Regions from separate parts of the Mus musculus genome. Here regions 2 and 3 are each linked to region 1. Evidence: chromatin contacts called from ENCODE Hi-C data. All regions are on one chromosome and are shown on one strand. The core of a region is the stretch at or near the end of the contact, and the rest is flanking DNA. Distances in the headings are between cores, read along the strand shown.

Region 1 (2,671 bases), core at 82-2,581:
TCACCAGAGCTAGGCTATCAAGGATCAGCCTTGTATGGGCCTCAACAAGGCCCAGACCCCCAGTGGTCTGTCTGATAACACTTACCCAAAGGCTAACACTGAGAACTGTCTCCCATGTGTGCGTACGTGTGTGTGCGTGTGTGTGTGTGTGTGTGTGTGTGTGTGTGTGTGTGTGTAGGTTGGGGGGAGCTGGGGGGAGGACGATATCACACTAGCTCAGGTTTCAGGGGTACAGACCCCCCATCTACCTCCATCACATCCAGGGGTCCAGACCCAGCCTTCTTCTCTTAGACCTTAAGAAGTGTAAGACCTCAGTTCTCCTCCCTTAGACCCAGGAGTCCAGACCAGCTCTCTTCTCCCACACCCAGGGGTGCAGACCCCAACCTTTCTCCCTCACACCCCAGCTCTCCTCTCTTCTTCACACCCCGGGGTGGAAGATGCCAGCCTTCCTCCCTCATGCCCAGGAGTATAAGATCTCCTAGCTTTGCTCTCTAACACTCAGGGGTGTAAGACCCCAGTCCCCTTCCCTCACACTCAGGGGTGCAGACTCCAGCTCTCTTCCCTCAGATCCAGGGGATCAGACCCCAGCCCTCCTCCCTCAGACCCAGGGGTCCAGACCCTAGCCCTCCTCCCTCAGACCCAGGGGATCAGACCCCAGCCCTCCTCCCTCAGACCCAGGGGTCCAGACCCCAGCCCTCCTCCCTCACACCCAGGGGTGCAGACCCCAGCCCTCCTCCCTCACACCCAGGGGTGCAGACCCCAGCTCTCTTCCCTCAGACCCAGGGGTGCAGACCCCAGCCCTCTTCCCTCAGACCCAGGGGTGCAGACCCCAGCCCTCCTCCCTCACACCCAGGGGTGCAGACCCCAGCTCTCTTCCCTCAGACCCAGGGGTGCAGACCCCAGCCCTCCTCCCTCAGACCCAGGGGTGCAGACCCCAGCCCTCCTCCCTCACACCAGGCTCCCCGTCCCTTCCCTGCTCGGTGGAAGGCCCCACTCACCTTGCAGCCCAGGAACCACAACATCTCAGCGTGCAGAACCATGAGTCCGATGCCAGTTCCCGCCAGCACCAACGCCCAGCCGGCCACCCTCTTCTCCTGCTCCAGCAGGCGCTTTCTCCGTCTCAGGGCCCCCAGGCCAGTCACCAGCTCCCCGCCCATGGCCCCTGAGGTCTTGGGGCTCAGCCAGCTTCCTGCCCAGGGTCCCCCACCTCTCAGTACGCAAATGGCAGCCAGCTTGGCTTCCAGGCCAGCGGCCTGTTCTGCTCACTCTGGGACTTTTGCTGGAAGGCACAGCCTAGCCCTGTGCCCTCTGGGGAGTGGTAACTGCAGCAGGCAGGGCAGGGCGGGGAGGGACGGGGAGGTCCCTGGGTAGGGGGAGGCTGGCTATCCCATTCCCTTCTAAGACTAAGGAGGGGCTGGGGTGTGTCTTGTGGTCCCGGGCAAGGAAGAAGAGTTCATCCACGTGGGCAAAGACACACTGACACAATAGGTTGTGACTCTCCAACCGTTTGCACTCTGTGGTACACACCTAAAACCCCCACCACACCCAGACACCACAGAGCACCCTATGACAGACCGGAGACGGAGCCCAACACACCAGCACACACCACACAACCTCCACAGAAGTGACTCACACTCCTGAAAGTTCAGAAACCCACAGCCACACCCAGACACCACACACACACATGGTGTGACACACGCCAGCACTTAGCAGGGCAGCAGCGTCCCATTGCACACGGGGCCACCCAAAGGTTGAGCTCACGCAGTCACACATTCAAAGTGGGGCGGGGGAGGGGCTGGAAAGTCAGGCACAGCGAGTGAAAGTGAGCGCTCCTCTCCAGAGGAGTATAACTTCCGTTTCTAGCACCTACTTGCTGGGTGGGTGGCTTGAAACCACCTGTAACTTCAACTCCAGGAGATGACGCCCTTTTCCTGGTTTTTGGGAGCCCCTGACACATGTGGCTGATATTCACATACATGCATGCGCATAAAAAAAAATAAATCTTAAATGATAATTTTTAAGTGGGACCAGGGATGGAGTGCAGCTGTTAGTGGGCTCCTTTGAATCACAGACTCTCTGAGGTAGATCCCAGCATGGCATAAAGTGGGCAATGGTGCATGCCTGACTCTTGGTACTAGGAAACTGGGGCCAGGAGGATCAGCAGGTCTCAATCATTGTCAACTATGAGTTCAAGGTCTGCCTGGGCCACATGAGACCCTGTTTCCAAAACCAAAACCAAGTAAAACACTATAATATTCTACGATACAAAGAGCTAAGCATCAACGACCACACGGGACATGTACCAGGAGCCACACAAATACACAGCAGGTCTGAGCACACCAATTTGTAAGAATCACCAGGCACAACACACATGCGTCAACAGACACACAAGGGGGTGTGAATGTGAAACACAGAGAGATGCCCCATATGTGTAAACACCTGTGGTGGCAGACACTGTCATCCAGCGCCCAGAAAACAGGAAATGCACACTAGCTCACATCATTGTGTGTGGGACTCACACACACACACACACACACACACACCTGACATTGATCCTGACATACACTGGTGCACTTGACACTCTGCATACCTTAGCACAGAGAACAGTCAATGGAAGTGTGCAAGCAACGCCTACCCAGCGTTGGACATTCTAGGACATTCTAGCCACACA
Region 2 (2,671 bases), core at 85-2,584, 1.3 Mb before region 1:
GGCTCCCCTTCCTCCAGCCAGTTTCCTCTGAGGGTAATTTCCTCCCGGTGACCCCTGCACTCCGGCGCCCCCTGGGGGCTCCCTCCTGGCTCCCCGGCCCCTCGGAGCTCACCGTTGTTGCGGTCCACCATTAGCACGCGGGTGACCTCTTTAGCATAGTAGTCCGCTTCGGGCTCCGGCTCTGGGTCGGCGCTCTCGCCTGCCACCCGGTCGCGGGTGCTGTTGTACAAAGCGAGCACCGCCTCGGGCAGCGGGCCGGGCGGTACCTCCCCCTGGCTTGGGGGACTGGCGAGCCTTAGTTTGGACAGGATCTGGCCACGGATGGCTTCGATGCGCTTCCGTTTCACCAGCTCCATGTCGATGGTCTTGCAGGTGGAGAGTCCCGCGGCTGGCCTCCCGGGCGTCAGCACTAGAAGCCACGGGAGTGGGAGCAGAAGCGGCAGTAGCCGCAGCCCCGAGGGCGGCATGGGGGAGGCGGCGCCCCACGGCACTTCGGAGAGCGGGAACCCTCGGCAAAGGTGGGATGCGGAGGCCCCGCCCCTGCAGGGCTTGTGGGGTGGGGTCTCCCAAGGAAAGGTAGGTGATAGTCCTGAATAATTTGAGGTTGAGGGAGAAAGCAGCAGGAGTCGCGGTGAGGCTCTGACACCAAGGTGTCTCAGTATACCACCAGGGTAAAAATCGAGATGAGCGCTCTCTGAGATCCAAAAGTGGGTGTTCTTAAATAGGGGAGCTACTGCCAGCAGGTCCGAGGGAGATCTGCCTCTCGGGGGAGAGAGGGTCCTGGGATGCGAGGGACTCAAGAGGCAGGCTGGGGGGAGGGCGGCGTGCAAGGGGTGCGCCCCAGCTTTGGGGTGAAGTCTTCGCGGGAGGCGGGGTTTGTGGCTCCCGAGGGCTGGTCCGGAATAGGGGCGTCTGAGGAACGCCGGGTAGCGATCGAGTGTCCACGACGGTGAGCAGGGCTGTCTGGAGTCCTCAGGTCCTGCCTCCTTGCGAGACAGCGCAGTGCCAAGAAGTCCCCACGTCTCTGACTTGCAGTAGCAGCGGAAAAGTCTCAAAACTTTTTTCCTCTTCTCTCAACCAGCTCGTCCCTCCTCCCACTCCTCCTCCCCCTCCTCCCTGCGGCGGCGGCTGGTCTCAGACTCTGGGGCCTCGGACGGCTCCTCGGCTGCTCCTTTGCCGGCTCCCAGCGGAGGCCGACTCCGAGTGCGGCTCAGAGCCGGGGGTGCCCCGAAGGGGCGTCCCCCCTGCCCCGGCCGGGGGCCTGGCTGTCTGGAGGATCCGCGGCGGGAGGAGGAGGGGGACGGCCTGGGGCGCGAAGGGCGGCGGCGGCGGCGGGACCGGCTGGGGCGGCGGGGGTTTTGAAGCCGCCCCGGCCCCACCCAGGAAGCGCGCGCGGGGCGGGGGCAGCCCCAGGGGGAGGGCATGGGGGGGCACTGTCTTCATCTTAGCGTGGGCGGGCTCCAAGGGGGGTCCCTTCAGCCCTGCGGGGAGGGGGCGGGCACCCCGGCCTCGCCCCACCTCCAGGGTGCTGCCTCCTGGCGGCGGAGCACTACTAAAGCCGGTGACCAACCAAAGCGCCCCGGTGGATTTGGGAGTTGTTGAAGGGTCAAAGGAAAAATTGGGACTTCGTGAGAAAACAGAGTCCTGTATTAGAAGTGGGGACCTAGGCGGTGGAGAGCGAAAGGCAGGGGCAGACTTTGCGGATGAGAGTGTCAAGGAGAGTGAAATAAGGAGACCGACGTCTGAGAGCTTTAGCGGATACAAGGAGGCACCTTACCCATGAGAAATACACGCTTTTATTAAGTGCCCCCGACAGTCCAAACAGTGGGCCCTGCTCATGTCCCTCCAACCCACAGCCCTTTCTACCCCGTAGTTCAGTGGAGCATGGGCCACAGGGGAGTTCCTGGCCTTGCAGTCCATGGCATAGGGGCCATGACTTGGGGGTGATCAGGACTGACAGTCTCCAGAGTCCACGTGCCTGCTTCACTGCTGTGCCATTATGTGCTCAGTGGATGATGGCGATTAGTAGCAATGAAGTCCCTCAACACTCCACTCCATAGCGATCGAAGTGGCGCAGCAGCAGGCCGATACCAAGGTGCACTGTGCCACCCGCGGCCGTGTGCAGGCGGTAGCGGTCAGCCCCGCTGTAGATGGTATCTGCGTGCAGCAGCTGTGGCCCACCACCCACGAAAGCCCGTGCTAGCTGCTCCCTCCAACTGCCCAGGGGCCTCCATGTAGGGCAGTCCAGCTGATGAGTGCCTGGGCTGCTAGGCACATGGCAAAAGCCATAGCCAGCAAGCTGGCAGCGGCCAAAGCTGTCCTGGGACCACACCTGGAGATGGAGTCGAGGCCAACCTGCGGGAGGAGAGGCGTTAGAGAAAAGGACAAAGGGGCAGAACCCTGCTCCCGGGTTCCCAGCATTGAAACCACTGGAGACCTCGCACAGTACTTTTACCTTGGATTATTGCCTGAATTTCCTCTCTGGGTTCTCATCTCCCACTCACTCCACATAGTAGTCACAGGAATCTAGAGCAATCCACATTACCCTCTTGCTCAAAACCCTCCCATGACTCCCCTGGGCCACAGAACAAAGTCCAACCTCTCAAGTCAAGTCTGGCCTCGTCTGACCTCCCTTTGTGGTCTCTTCACTCTCCCAGGCCCCCAGGTCAGC
Region 3 (2,671 bases), core at 116-2,615, 1.0 Mb before region 1:
AAGTCGGTCCCCGCCCACGCCTTGGGTTGCCCGCCCCCTGCCCGCCCGCCCGTTCTTCCGGCTCCCGGGGCAAGTGGGCGGGCCAGGTTCAAGGAAAGGTGAATGAGATGGCGAGGGTCAGCACCTGCACAAGATGACTGAGAATTCTTTGTTGGGGTGACTCTAACGCGACTCCTCACTATTCCTGCTGTGAGGGCACTTCTCGCTGCTTCCAGGACTGCGGGTTTTTTTTTGGTTTTTGGTTTTTGGTTTTTTGTTTGTCGTTACGGTGCACTGCGCGGTTCCTTTAATCTGAGCAGATGGGCGGGCCAAGACCTTCAGCCCCACCCATTAAAGGCGGAGCTCCGCGAGGAGCCTGCCCAGGATTGGATGGTTTGGGGGCCTGGCAGTGGTGTGTAACTAGGATTGACTCTAAGAGAGGAACTTGATCGCTGGAATTGGGCCCCGCGCCAGGACTGGAAAGAATTGATGGAGCCGGCCGTGGAATCGGCGCCCGTGGGGGCCCAGGCCTCCAAGCAGGGCAAAGAAGGATCGAAGAACCGCAGTCGCAGGCGGTGGCGAAAAGGCAAGATCAAAGGTGAGTCGGTAACAGCTTAAAAGAAATCCCGCACATCCTGCGGGGGACTGGGGACTGGGGGAACTGACCCACTTCCACGAGGGGGAAGAGACCCGTGGACTGATCCACTGCCGTCCTGCGCGTGGGGGGGGGGGTGATGTGAGAGTAGAATGCCCCACCGAGACGTAAGGACTACGTCTGTCCCAGTGCGGTCTTTGGGGAAGTGTCCGAAATGCTCGTCTGTCGGAATAAGGTTCTCTCTCAGGTTCCTTTTTCTGTGTGGCCAAGAGCTGTGCCTTTAGTGTTTTCTGTTTCGGTTCAAGCGGTTTTCATGTCTTCTGCCCTCTTAAAAGAATAACGTAGAAGGGTTTTTAACCGCTTTTTCTAAATAAATAGAATGCAAAAGGTAGGCAGAAGGGGCATCCGGTAATTGGAAGAGCTCCTTGCAGCCCCTTCTTACTCTCTCAGTGAATCCATCCATCTGCTCTTTGACAATCGACCTTCATCAACCCAGCAACCCTGGGGCGACTTGCAAAACATGAGAACTTTTACGTTGTCCTTAGAGAAAGGAGGGAGTTACCATTTAGCTTCCCTGGATCCAAAAGGCTGGAGAAACAGTGGCAGAACAACCAAAGATTTTGCATGGCTCAATCAGAGCAGGCATTAAGTCCTGGTTTGGTTATGAGTTTTGTCTGTCTTGTGGCGCTGCTTACAGCCAAACCTAGGGCCTGGTGAACACTAAGCAAGCCCTCCGCTATGCAGCTCCACCGGCAGTCCATGGATCTTTATCAGACTCCAGGGACAGGTTCCTGTGCAGGCAAAACCAGAAAAAACCTGGCATGGCTTACCAGACCCAAAACCCCCAAATTCATCATTCCTCATCCTCCTTTGGTAGACAAGTGTTGGAGCTCAAGCAGGACCCTGAAGCCTCCTATCCCCCAACAAAGACACATAGCAGAACACTATGCTTTGAAGCGATATGGAACCTCAATCGCAAAGACCCATTGTACCAAATTGCTATGAATGTGAAGTAATGAACAGGGACCTTTTCTCAATTTTTTTTCTGAGCTCCCAACAGGCATCTGTAGGGCTGTTGTCAGATTCAAATGTGTGTGTTTTGGAGAGGTGTATGTAAGTCTACTGTCTGGCTGAGTGTGCTGAGTAGAGTGTCTGACTCTACTAGACACTGGTCTCCCTAAGAGTAGGGTTGTGTCTGCCTTGTTTACAGGGAATGCCAGACACATGGACATTCAAGTATTTATTAGATTGATAAGCAAAGGAATGTGTGAAGTGTGACGTGGAGCTGTTAATAGCCAAGCTGCCCTTAGTGTCATGAGGAGTCAGAAAGAATCTGCTTGAGTAAGGCTCCTCCCTTGCACGGGGTTCAGGTAAGCACACTCACAAAGGCTCGCAGCTCTGAGAAGTGACTGTCATTTCCTGAGGCCCTTCCTAGTGCCAGGCCTCAGACCTGTGAATCAGATCCCACCTCTGCCCCAAGGGTATCCTGACTGGCTGGAGCCGTCATTTATCCTTGTGATCTTGCCACAAGTAACTGGATGAGACAGCTGTCATTATGATCAGCCCATTTCCCAAATGACGACAGAGACACAGAGGCACTGAGCTGGTTGGGTTTCCTGTACCTGTCCAGTGAGGGCAGGGAGATGGATACCTTCAGCCTTCTCAGAGCAGGGAGTGTGGAGCTGACAGCTGTTGTATGCCTCAACCTTAATTCTGAATCTAAAAGGCTCTAGTCACAAAGATTTCATCCCGAGACAGACATTCAATACCTAGAGGTGCCAGGCTTCGGCTTTCTGTAACTAGCAGGGCAGTCTCAGTAGAGCTGAGGACACAGATGGTAATAAGACTGTTGTTGCCAGGCATGTGCCGCACACCTCTGATCCCAGTCCTTGGGAAGCTGAGTCAGTTCAAGGCAAGCCCGGGCTACATAGTGAGTTGCAGGTCAGTCAGGGCTACAGAGTGGAACTCTGTCTCAACCTCTCTCATTCACCCATTTACAAAACATTGTAAACAAGCCAGTATGATAAAAGGAAAAATCCTGGAGCTGGGGATGTAGCTTATTACTGGAGTACCTGACTAGCATGGACAAAGCCCAAG

Evidence for each region. A loop is a pair of places that touch in the nucleus more often than their neighbours do.
Region 2: a map of T-helper 1 cell shows a loop between it and region 1 (3-fold over the local background). The contact joins the promoter of Tgfb1 here to the promoter of Kcnn4 in region 1. A Hi-C loop is called at or near these places in 3 of 37 maps with a recorded cell type or tissue (T-helper 1 cell, T-helper 2 cell and regulatory T cell).
Region 3: a map of regulatory T cell shows a loop between it and region 1 (5-fold over the local background). The contact joins the promoter of 4732471J01Rik here to the promoter of Kcnn4 in region 1. A Hi-C loop is called at or near these places in 2 of 37 maps with a recorded cell type or tissue (T-helper 2 cell and regulatory T cell).

What each region holds. Positions count from the first base shown.
Region 1 is chr7:24,368,923-24,371,593 of GRCm38, reverse strand. Kcnn4 (potassium intermediate/small conductance calcium-activated channel, subfamily N, member 4) reads right to left here and starts at 1,331. Exons shown (of 9, transcript NM_008433.4): 1 at 999-1,331. The coding sequence starts at 1,157.
Region 2 is chr7:25,685,665-25,688,335 of GRCm38, reverse strand. It overlaps Tgfb1 (transforming growth factor, beta 1), which reads right to left and starts at 1,334. Exons shown (of 7, transcript NM_011577.2): 1 at 113-1,334. The coding sequence starts at 467. It overlaps B9d2 (B9 protein domain 2), which reads right to left. Exons shown (of 4, transcript NM_001362154.1): 4 at 1,774-2,355. The coding sequence ends at 2,042.
Region 3 is chr7:25,393,407-25,396,077 of GRCm38, reverse strand. 4732471J01Rik (RIKEN cDNA 4732471J01 gene) reads right to left here and starts at 1,365. Exons shown (of 7, transcript NR_015569.3): 1 at 125-1,365. It also overlaps a transcript of Lipe not described here.